2 separate regions of the Homo sapiens genome follow, and region 1 is linked to region 2. The links are chromatin contacts, found by Hi-C or POLR2A ChIA-PET in ENCODE. All regions are on one chromosome and are shown on one strand. The core of a region is the stretch at or near the end of the contact, and the rest is flanking DNA. Distances in the headings are between cores, read along the strand shown.

The links. Hi-C counts contacts between places; a loop is a spot of excess contacts on that map. ChIA-PET counts read pairs that join two places held with the same protein, here RNA polymerase II (POLR2A).
Region 1: a map of dorsolateral prefrontal cortex shows a loop between it and region 2 (6-fold over the local background). The contact joins the promoter of MAPRE3 here to the enhancer-like site in region 2. A Hi-C loop is called at or near these places in 1 of 168 maps with a recorded cell type or tissue (dorsolateral prefrontal cortex). POLR2A ChIA-PET finds 5 or more read pairs at or near these places in 1 of 52 experiments (activated naive CD4-positive, alpha-beta T cell).

The regions. Positions count from the first base shown.
Region 1 is chr2:26,967,097-26,972,909 of GRCh38, reverse strand. It overlaps MAPRE3 (microtubule associated protein RP/EB family member 3), which reads right to left and starts at 2,273. Exons shown (of 7, transcript NM_012326.4): 1 at 2,108-2,273. RefSeq lists a silencer at 2,059-2,388.
Region 2 is chr2:25,377,518-25,383,128 of GRCh38, reverse strand. DTNB (dystrobrevin beta) reads left to right here. Exons shown (of 21, transcript NM_021907.5): 20 at 3,806-3,839; 21 at 5,576-5,611. The coding sequence ends at 3,810. Among named protein-coding and RNA genes, the nearest start is that of DNMT3A, 38 kb to the right of the region's middle. Within about 2 kb of position 1,973, at least 2 of the 41 ENCODE cell types and tissues checked have a DNase peak (open chromatin) inside an H3K27ac peak, as active enhancers do.

The DNA.
Region 1 (5,813 bases), core at 1,024-3,523, 1.6 Mb before region 2:
TCCTCATAGTAGCAGTTTAAAAGGCATTCCATCATTATCTCATAAAACACTGGTATGGATTTCAAAGGCAAATTAATCCATATAAAAACTACTCTGATCCTCTGAAAATGTACTATCCCATAGCAAACTGGAAAGGAACATTTTACTTACACCCTCCTGATCTATCTAGCCTTGACACATTTTCTTCCTCCTTAATTCACAACCCTCCACCCCAGTAATATCGCTGATTCCCAAAATACACTCAGCCCAGGAGGAGCAGCTCTCCAGTACAGCTGTCTGCTCCTGCCCTGCTCGGGTATTTTGGTGAGCTATGTGACACAGGACCACACAGAAGGAATGCCACTCTCAGGCCCCACAGTTCCCACTGCACCACAGGCAGGTGCATCCCACCAAACCCCAGTCTGGCATTCGAAACAGAAGAAACTGCCCTGCTGGATGGGGGCTATAGTTTTCCTGAACTTCATCTCTATGTTTAAAACTAGGGCGACAGCCGTCTTGGCTACTGTAAACTAATCTGATGGGCATGGGGGCAGGGAGTGGCTATGAGGAGGCTGCCAATAGGCCATGATTGAGCAAAGTAAAGAGTGAAATAGTTATTTCTCATTGTTTGCAACCCCGGAAACTCCAAATGAGTGGCTCCTTCACCATGATTTTTAGAAATGGACCATGCGTTCCTTTTACCATCTGGAGTAAAAATCCCAAAGCCTCTTGTGCGGTAGATCTGGCTTATATTTACACGTGCTTTCTAAAAGCACACTGAAATTTGGAAGCCAAATAAAAAAGAAGCTGACAATGAGGTCATATAGTAGTTAGGGGCCCTCAAGTTGAGACATGTTTATTAAGAGTTTCTGGCTCTGGGCACTAACTCTGACTTCAACTCAGTTCTTCTGGAAAAAGAAAACTGTTTGGGACCCTCTTCTATTCCAAGAACAGGGACTGCAAGATGGGCAGGTGGAGGGGTAGCAAACATAACCCAGGGAATTGTCCAAATATGCTAGAACCCCTATCTGGTGACAGCCCCACAAAGACACACAGCTGGAGGAGGCACAGTGTACAGGCCTCACACCTACACCATGGAGAAGCTTCGATTTTTCTCCTTCCTCTCAACTCTGCACACGTTATGTTAAAAACTCACTACTATCCAATTAGTTAATTTACAGGAATCCAAGATCAAGTCCTGCCACAGCCCCTTCATATATAAACAGTAAGCACTTCCTATGGATGGTATCAGGCCTTTTTCCAAACCTCACATTATACCAGGGTTGTAGTGCGATTTAAAAAAAAAAAAAAGCATTTTAAAGAGTTCCGCAAGATGCTTATTCACAACACCACACCGGAAGCGCAGGAACTTGGAGCTCCCAAACGCAACCTCTTCTCCCTTCCCTCCACTACTTCTACTCCCCGCTCCGCAACACCGGCCGGGCAGTAGCTCAGCCCACTAGAAGGCCACCAGGCACTAGCCGCGTTCATTAAACGCTAGATGATCACGATGGGGCTGAACCCTTCCCAGCCAAATCTATTCGGAAAGCCCTGCAAGCTCTGAGCAGCCAGTGAGAACTGTCCAGACCTGCTTCCCCAAACCAGCCAGGCAGGAGCGTGTGGGGAAGAAACCCGAGGCCCCCAGGCTGGGCCTGGCCCGATGTTCCCCCTCCCCCAAGTCTCCCCTCGCTCTCCTGTCACTCTTTTTCTGGCACATCACTGGGGAGATCCAGAGAGGCCGGGAGATGTCAGGCCTAGGAGGAGTGAGGAGGAGGGAGAAGGGATAAGGGCGGACGGGAGGTAGTTTGGAGAAAATATCAGCCCAGGGCAGAGGTGCGGTGGCCACGTCTAGTGGGGAAGGAGCCTCAAGGTGGACCCGGAGAGACGGAGGGAAGGGGAGGGGAGGGAAGGGGAGGGGGAGTGGCTGGGGAGGCCGGGCCGCCAAGGCCGGAGGGAACCCGGCGACAGGGATGGAGGGGGTTGACCGGCGCGGGGAAGGCGCGGTCGGGATGCGGGAGTGCGGGTGGGGAGGCAGGGGCGGGGGGAGCCCGGTTCCCCTCCCCCAGCCCGGGCCCTGGCCTCCCGCTGACTCAGCCCCACGGCGTCCGTCGCCTCGGCCCGGACTCACAGTGCACGAGGCGGCTCCGGCGGAGGCGGAGGGGGAGGGGACAGGTGGCGGGGGCGCTGCGGCAGAGGCTGCGGCTCCGGCCGGCGGCTCCGGGGCGGAGGGTCCTCGCTGAGGCCGCCGCGGTCTCCGGCTTCAACGCACAGAGACTGCGGGGGACGAGGGCACTGCGCAGGCGCGATGCGGCCGCCGCTGTCAGTCCGAGCGGGGCGGGGCCAGGGCACCCGCCGTCTCCAAGGCAACTGAGCCGCGGGAGGACAGCCCCTACCTCCACCTTGCCTTAGCGATTGCGGCGGGAGGCGGGGGGCGACAGGAACAGGCCCACTGCGTTGCCGTAGCAACGAGGAGAAGAGACCGCTTCAGACGTGTGCGGCGGTACCGAGGGAACGCGCCTACCTCGTCACCATAGCAACTGGGAACAGCCCCTTCCTTTTTCCCTGGCAACAGGGTAACAATCCCTCCGCCCTGTCTCATCACAGGAGGAACAACCGTGTGCACCTGATTTCAGTAGCTGGATGACGGATTTTCATCTTTTATGGCTACGGAAAAGGAAAAAGAGACGTTTTCTTCTCTTTCAGCGACATGGAAGAGCTAAGGCTGGGTTTTATCTCCTCTCTTGGTGTGTGGGTTCCAATCACAGTCTTTTTCTCTAATTCCCAAATTCATTTTTTTTTCTTTTTTTTTGGGACGGAGTTTCACTCTTGTCGCCCAGGCTAGAGTGCACTGGCGCGATCTTGGCTCACTGCAACCTCTGCCTCCTGGGTTCAAGCAATTCTCCTGCCTCAGCCTCCCGAGTAGCTGGGATTACAGGCGTGCGCCACAATGCCTGGCAAAGTTTTTGTATTATTAGTAGAGACAGGGGTTTCATCATGTCGGCCAGGCTGGTCTCGAACTCCTAACCTCAGGTGATCCACCTGCCTCGGCTTCCCAAAGTGGTGGGATTACAGGCGTGAGACACCGCGCCCGGCCCAATTTTTTTCTACCTGTTTTAAACATCCCCTTTCATCTCCTACCAGAGAGTGTGCCCTTTACCCTTAAATCGAGCTAACGAAATCGTCTATCCACAGACCACTTGAGTTTTTGTCAGCCTTATTGTCTCTCTCCCATTGCAAGGATAAACACCTCATTTCTTCATCTTGCTCACTATCTGGTTTGCAGTCCACTTCCTCATAACTAGCTCCCTCTGACATGTCCATTCGTTTTCCCGAATTTCCTCCTCCAAGCATGCTGTTATGGATCTCCTCGGTTCTTCTGGATCTCCCTTTCCTCTCCACACTTGCTGTCCTTGTCCAGCACTGCTCTGCCCGGGGCTCCAGTATGTTCTTTCCCCCTGTGACTTCAGCATCTTGGTTCTCTTTGTGCTGATGTCTTCTGGCTCTTCCTCCCTCAGCCCTGATTCCCATGGATGCCTTGAGGTCACCTTTGTACCAACCCTGTACATTCCTCCTTTCTTACACACACCTTACACTATCGTCATTTGTTTACGTGTCTGTGTCTCCAGACTATGTGACCCTGGTGGGCAGGAATTCTGTCTTTTTCATCAGCTCCCTCAGCATCCACCACAGCATGTGACACATAGCAGATTCTGAGAAATGCTTATGTAATTGAATCAAATGAAGACAAATCTTTTCCTTCTTCTTTTCTCTGGCCTAACTGCCTCAGAGTCCCAGTCCCCATTTCTAATACCTTTACACATAGTTTGTCTTTTAGTACTATGCTACTATTATAAGTCTTTCATCTCCTTAGCTTTCCATCCTGTTAATTGAGACTCTGGCATTCTCTATTTCCTGAATCCTCGCCTCTAGCTCTTCTCTCTTCTACACTATCCCAAATGTTTCTACTAAGGTAAATTTCCTCACTGGGTACCAACCCCGTGACTCCCATACCCTCCATAATCAGCGTAAGCTCTTCACACCTAACCATCCTGATCATCCCCTAACCAGCTCTAATCAAGCCTTCTTGGTGAACGTTACTGGATTCTGCTGGGCTTGTTGACATGCCAGAGATGCAGCATTCTCTTCAAACAACTCAAAAGCAAGAGCTCACAACCTAGCATTCTCTTCCAAATCTCCCTGTCTAGCTCCCACAGATTCCGCCGCAGGACTATTGGTGCCAAAGCACCCCAACTAAGCCCATTTTCTTGGGGAAAAAAGAAGAAAGTTACAAATAGAGTAAGTAAGAAAAGAGAGGGGACACAGCATATCCTCTCTTCTTCCACCTAAAGCAATTATCAGAAAGGAGAGAGCTCTTTGTAGACAATAATTCCCAAAACAAATCAAGGGGTTAGGAGAGTAAAAACCCAGGCTACACTTTTTTCTAGCCACAGAGTTGGACAACTGGAGCTGTTTCTAACTGCATCTGCAGGGTATCTGGGTGTCACCAAGGCAATAGGGAAGTCGCACGCTCAGTTTATCTTGCTTTCCCATTCTGAAGTTCCAGCTCAGCTTCATTGTTACAGGTATAGACTTGGGTGGTGTAGACTGTCCTGAGTAATCCTGAGAAGAAGCTATGATCCTTGTAACCCCACCCCTTTGTCATACACAAGGTAGAGGACCATTCTACAAAGAGTTCCTATATACCCTTCACCCAGATTCTCTACATATTAACATTTTACTATGTGCCATTAACTATTGCTACAAAATGAATCACTCCAATTCAGTGGTTTAAAGCAACAACCATTTCGTTATCTCTATTTCTGTGGGATGGGAATTCAGAAAGCCCGCAGTTGGATGGTTCTAGCTCAAGGTGTGAGTCAGAAGGTGGCTGAAACTTAAACAGCAGGGTGCTTGCTGGACGACTTTTTATGTTGTCTTAGTGCTTATAGATCATTTGTGTAATTTCTTTGCACGAATGTCTAGTCAAGTCCTTTGTCCATTTTTGAATCGGACCGTTTGTTTATTGTTGTTGAGTTTTAGGATTTCTCTATATATTCTGGATATAAATCCCTTATCAGATAATATATGATTTGCAAATTATTATTATTGTTATTGTTATTATTATTTTGGGCCAGAGTCTTGCTCTGTCACCCAGGCTGGAGTGCAGTGGCACGATCTCAGCTCACTGCAACTTCCACCTCCCAAGTTCAAACGATTCTCACGCCTCAGCCTCCCGAGTAGCTGGAACTACAGGCATGCACCACCACACCTGGCTAATTTTTGTATTTTTAGTAGAGACAGGATTTCGCCATGTTGGCCAGGCTGGTCTCAAACTCCTGACTTCATGTGATCCACCTGCCTCGGCCTCCCAAAGTGCTGGGATTAATGGCTTGAGCCACCCACCACACCCAGCCCCAGGACAGTTTTCTAATACTGTTAATTCCACTTCTTTAGCTTGTTTGTTTGTTTAAGACAGGGTCTTGCTCTGTTGCCCAAGCTGGAGTACAGTGGCGTGATCACGGCTCACCTACAGCCTTGACATGCTGGGCTCAAACAATCCTCCCACCTCAGCTTCCCAAGTAGCTGGGACCACAGGGGTGTGCCACCACACCTGGCTAATTTTCTTTTAGATTCTTTTTTTTTGTAGAGATGAGGTCTCGCTATGCTGCCCAGCCTGGTCTCAAACTCCTGGGCTCAAGCAATCCTCCAGCCTTGGCCTCCCAAAGTGTTGGGATTACAGATGTAAGCCCAGGGCCTGACCCTAATTCCACTTGTTGTTGTTGTCTTTGAGACAGGGTCTTGCTCTGTCACCCAGGCTGGAGTGCAGTGGTGTG
Region 2 (5,611 bases), core at 724-3,223:
TTCTGAAAAGGAAGAGATTGTTGTGGACTAGAATAGCCAAATGGTTTTGTGGCTTCATGGAAGAATAAAACCAAGAAGGGAAGGTGTCAGCAAAGGACAGTAGTGCCTTCCTAGTTTCATTATATATCGAACCTGCTTAACACATGACATCTGGGAAGAGCTGCAGGGAATGATTTTCACGTATGATGATCTCATCTAATCCTTAACACTGTGAGACAGATTCGAATATCCCCATTTTACCCATGAGGAAATAGGCTCAGAGAGATGTTGTTCATGTAGCTGTTAAACGGCAGAGATTTAGGCCAGACGTGGTGGCTCACACCTGTAATCCCAGCACTTTGGAAGGCCGAGGCGGGCGGATCACTTGAGGCCAGGAATTCGAGAGCAGCCTGGCCAACATGGTGAAACCCTGTCTCTACTAAAAATACAAAAATAAGCCAGGTGTGGTGGTGCATGCCTGTAATCGCAGCTACTCGGGAGGCTGAAGCAGGAGAATCCCTTGAACTCAGGAGGCAGAGGTTGCAGTGAGCCAAGATCACGCAACTGCACTCCAGCCTGGGCAACAAAGAGAGACTCTGTCTCAAAAAAAAAAAAAAAAAAAAAAAAAAAGGCAGAGAACTGGGTCTTTCTGACTCCAAACTTCGTGCTCTTAATCTTCATCCTTCTATGTTATACTGAACAGAAAACAAAATTTTCTTTGGACATTTGAGGGTGAGCTGTTCTTTCTGTTGTGCATTAATGTGTTAGTTGCTGGATTCCTCCTAAACATCAGCTCCTCAAGGCAGAGATTTTAGTCTGTTTTGTTCATGTTGTGTTCCAGTGCCTGGTGCTTAGTAGGAGGTCAATAAATGAACAAATCAAAGGAAATAAATGGGGTGATGAGATAGAGAGTACCTTATCGGGGAGAGAAATGCAATGGCTGGTCACCCCAAGGAGGTGAAGGTAGGGAGAGCAGGAAGCATGAGGAGGAGCCAGCAGCAGCCCTCCCAGGGAGGAATTCTGAACAAGGCTCGGGGGAGTGAAAGAACCTGCCAGCTGATAAATGGCACAGCCTGAGTTCAACTCCAATGCCCATGGTTTAGTCTGAGCTGAACTGGTAGACTAAGGGAAGTGGAGTGGTCTTACTTAAGGAAGGGTAGAAGCCAAGTGGGAGATACAGGTAAGGAAGCTGTGACAAGAAAGGGAAACCTACAGGACAGTGGGTCTGGAGCATTCTTGGCCCATAGGGGCTGGAGTGGCTAAGACAGGGTCGTCTTTGGAGTCTCACGGGGCAAGGAATTTGTCAGCAAGGACCCTGAAATTGCTGAGGAAGAAACTGGGAGAAGAGGAAGAAGATTCTGCAGATTCTGAAATCGTCTAGTGAGTCTGAGCTAGGCCTGGGAGGAAGTGGACAGCAGCGCCAACGAGTTGATGAGAATGACATATGTGGCACGGACACCAAAAGGTCAGACTAGGCTGGGCATGGTGGCTTACACCTGTAATCCCAGCACTTTAGGAGGCTGAGGCAGGGGGATCACTTGATGCCAGGAGTTTGAGACCAGCATAGGCAACATAGCAAGACCCCATCTCTACAAAAAATAAATTAGCCGGATGTGGTAGTGCACACCTGTAGTCCCAGCTGCTTTGGAGGCAGAGGCAGGAGGACTGCTTGAGCCCAGGAGTTTAAGGCTGCAGTGAGCTATAGTCACGCCACTGCATTCCAGCCTGGATAACAGAGCAAAGCCCTATCTAAAAAATAAAAATAAAAGGTCACATTAGAGAGCAGTAGTGTTTCAGACATCCAGGAATGCTTCATAGAAATGTAGAAACAATTGACTTACCCACACAGACAAGAAAGAAGGCAGGAGGGCAAAAGGTGAAGAGATACACAGATAAATTTACACTGGTGTAAACACATGCTGCAAACACGCGCACACACACGCACACGCACATGCACATGCACATGCCAACCAAATCCTAGCATTCATGTGGAATGTTCCTGGCTGAAGACATAACAGCTGCATCTCTGGCCTCCCTTCACCTGCCCCTCCCTTCCCCAGTAGCTTTTTCCCATGGCCTCTCCTCAGTCCTTTTCACTCCACCAAAGCAAACCTAGGACTGCCCCAGCCACTGAGGCCTTGCCCTGGCCACGAACTCTAGCCCTTATCCTGGTTCGAGTCTGAGTGTGGGCCATGCCTCACATGGGAATCAGACTGGGTTTCCCTTGCCCAGCCCTCCAGGCCCCAGGGTGCTGTCTCTGCACCTGCACTCCCCTGTCCACATCAAACTGGGTTTCCCTTGCCCGGGCCTCCAGGTCCCAAGGTGCTGTCTTTGCACCTGCACTCCACTGTCCACATCAGACTGGGTTTCCCTCGCCCGGGCCTCCAGGCCCCAGGGCACTGTCTCTGCACGTGCACTGCCCTGTTCGCATCAGACTGGGTTTCCCTTTCCCGGCACTCCAGGCCCCAGGGCACTGTCTTTACACCTGCACTGCCCTGTCTGCATCTCTTCTGTCTTTCTGTGCCTCTTGCCCTTAGAGCTCCTTGTCTGTCTTTCAGTGCATATACCAGAATGTCTGTATGTCTATGTGAAATCTTTTTGTGGGAATGCCTGAATTTTTACGTATGTGACTTTCTGGTGTCATCCCTAAGGCCAAGAGTGTTAAGAGTTGGGGTGAGAGATGGTAGAGTTTTTTATGTTTGGCTCTCCACATTATATAGGTTCTAGGATATGTCCCTGAAACTACAACGTAGCTCATACATGGGCATTTTTATAAGACTAAGTGTTTTTATGGGTGGACCTCCTGATTCTCTGCCATGAGCTAGGCCTGAGATTTTACAGACCTAGGACTAACTGCAGTCACCTGGACACCAGAGATCTGTAACTGTCAACCGTAAAGAGAGAGAGTATATTTGCTTCTTTGGGGTTGAAACCATACTGACGTAATATAAACAGAATTTGGTCAGCACCATCAGGCAAACATAGTCTGCTCGATAAGGAAACTGTGAGAGTCAAATGGAACTTTTGAAGAATCTAGACCAAGCTGAACTTCCCTGCCATATTCACCCCTGCCTCACGCCTCTCCCTGTTCACCCCTGGCTGGCTGGCTGCATCCTGGGGAATGCTTCTGCTCCATCGGGGTACCCTTCCTCCTCTGCATCTCCTCAAGAGAAGTGTAACCAAGACACATAGAAGAAGCACAGACTAACACACCTTCCCCCATAGTACATCATCTCCACCCTCCACAGCCTCATGTTATGCTCCTGTGTCCTTCACAGTCTCCCCTCCCATACCCTGCCATCCCGGTGTGGGGGCTGTAAATCCAGTTTGCATCCATAAAGAGCCCTGGTGCAAGGCTGGACAGCAATGGCCCTCAGAGAACAGAACAGGCTCAGGAGGGGCCAGGCAGTGCTCGAGCCTCGGGTGAGCAAGCGCAGGGCTTTTCAAAGCAGACCATCTGCAGGAGGGGGACCGCCCTCACTCAAGGCGCAGTCATGTTCCCTTGGGGAACTTTCAGAGCTGAGTGGGCTTTGCCCCCCTCATGTAACTGCTCCCTGGATTTAAGGAGTTTTGATTCCATTTTTTAATGACTTTCCTTCTCCTGAGAAGCATCTGTCTCCATGGCTGCCTCGGGTTGGCTACAGTAGTAGAAAGTATGACTCTACCCTGCTGTCATACCTGGGTGGGAAAAGTCAACAAACGAGTAACGGGAGAAGCAAGGAAGCCCCTGGGGTGGGTTGGTCAGGGAAGCCCCTTTGAGATAGTCTGGGGCATGAGAAGACCTGGCCGTGACCTCAGTGTGTTGTTTCTGCCCATGCTGCCACAGGTTAGCAGAGGAGCCGGACACAGAGGAAGCTCAGGTGAGTACAAAGAGTCCTCTGCCTCCCCACGGCCCCTCCCTCCTTCCTCAGCATCTTCCCTTCCCCTCCCTTCCTGCAGTCACAGGTCCCTAGCCAGGGCAGTCCTAACAGGTGAAGATGCAAGAGCCCAACTGTCCCTTCCCTTTGCCCACCCCAGCCATGTGCCCTCCTTGCCCTGTTTCTAGGCTGTGTCCTGTCTTGCACAGCACTGTCTGCAGGCCTGGTCCTTGGGCATGGCCTGGTGTCCTCTGTGTTGGGATGGCATTGGCAGACCCGACACTGCTGGCTGAAACAGGGTGTGCTGAGCAAGGCCACCTCCCTGGGGAGCACTGCCTCCCATGCTCCTTTCCCACAGCCACTGCCCACTTCCTTCCTGGGATCCAAACCACAGCCAGTGCGTCCCTGGATTCTGTCACCCAGCACTGCACCGAATCACAGTCCCTGACCCACAGACATGTGATTCATGCAGGATCACACTGACTACAGGGCTGACCAAGCCGCTTCCCATGGTGCCCGGCCAAGCTGCACCTTCTCACTTCCTGAAGAAGCAATGCAGAAAAGTACGGACTGCTCCAGTGGCAGATGCTCATTGCCTTTAGGAATTAGTCATTCCCATTTTCCAGCTCAACACCTTAATTCTTTCTAGTCCCAGCACCAAGATATCAGACTTCTCCATTTTAAAATCTTGTCTTCCCTCCCCTCCTCCCACCCCCCCACCTCTTATATTTAAAAATTAGGCATCTTCCTCGAATAAAGAAGTCAGGGCCCTAGCTGCACAATCCAGAAAAGGGGTTTTTTCAGACCCTCCCAAGTCGTGTCATCCTGGAATAGCCTCTGGCCCTCTCTGCCCAACCGCGCCAGGCCATTGAAGGCCTCTGCCCGCTCCCCCGGGGCCCCTGCAGCCTCGGCCTGCGCTGACTCTGGATTGTGCGAGCTGAGGAGAGGGCAGCACCTGGGCCACGCACATTCTCTCGCTGCCCTGGAAATCACAGCGCCCCAGGGGCTTGGAGAGAGGCTTCTCCCTAAACTCACTGTGCACATTCAGGCAAGGCCCTTTCCCAAGCAAGCCTAGGCCGTGGCAGCCGAGGAGGGAAATCAGGAACTGACTCGCCCTGCAGGAGCCTGCCAGAGCCCCTCTCTCCCCGGGGCAGAAGGAACTGGGGTGCAAGGGAACGTGGCAGAGCCATGTGCCCCCACCGCCTTGTTGCACATGGAGGAAACCAATGCCCCACACCAGAAGCTCCATGCCAGAAGCAGAATTGGAGCCGGGTCTTCTGCCTCCTAATCCTGCGCTCTCTGACCCACATCAGGGGTGATGAGAAACACCAACAGCCGAGAGTTAAACTAAGAGTATAAAACTTGGGTGCCGCGGATTCATGGATGCCCAGGCCTGCGCTCTGCTGGCCGGGGGCTGAGGCTTCCTCCCTTTCCTCTTAGTATTCATCGGCACACCTCAGTCCTCCCTGCCCTTCTCCTGGGCCACAATTCTCCCCAAGAAATCACCCCATTCAAACCTTGCATTGTGAACCCAATTCTTTCTTCCACGGAAACACTTCCTGACCCTTAGGAATGATGGCAGAGGACCCTAGGTACCACCCTTCAGCCCAACGCTTGAAAGGCGCCCAGCATCCTAGCAGCCCCTCCCTGCAGGGCCTCCTGTTCACAGTAGATGTTAGCAGCTTTTGTCCTGAACCCTCAACAGTGCCCGTGACTAACGGTGAGTGTGTCTTGCGCAGGCACAGAGGACGAGGAGCAAGCTGGCGCCGACATGG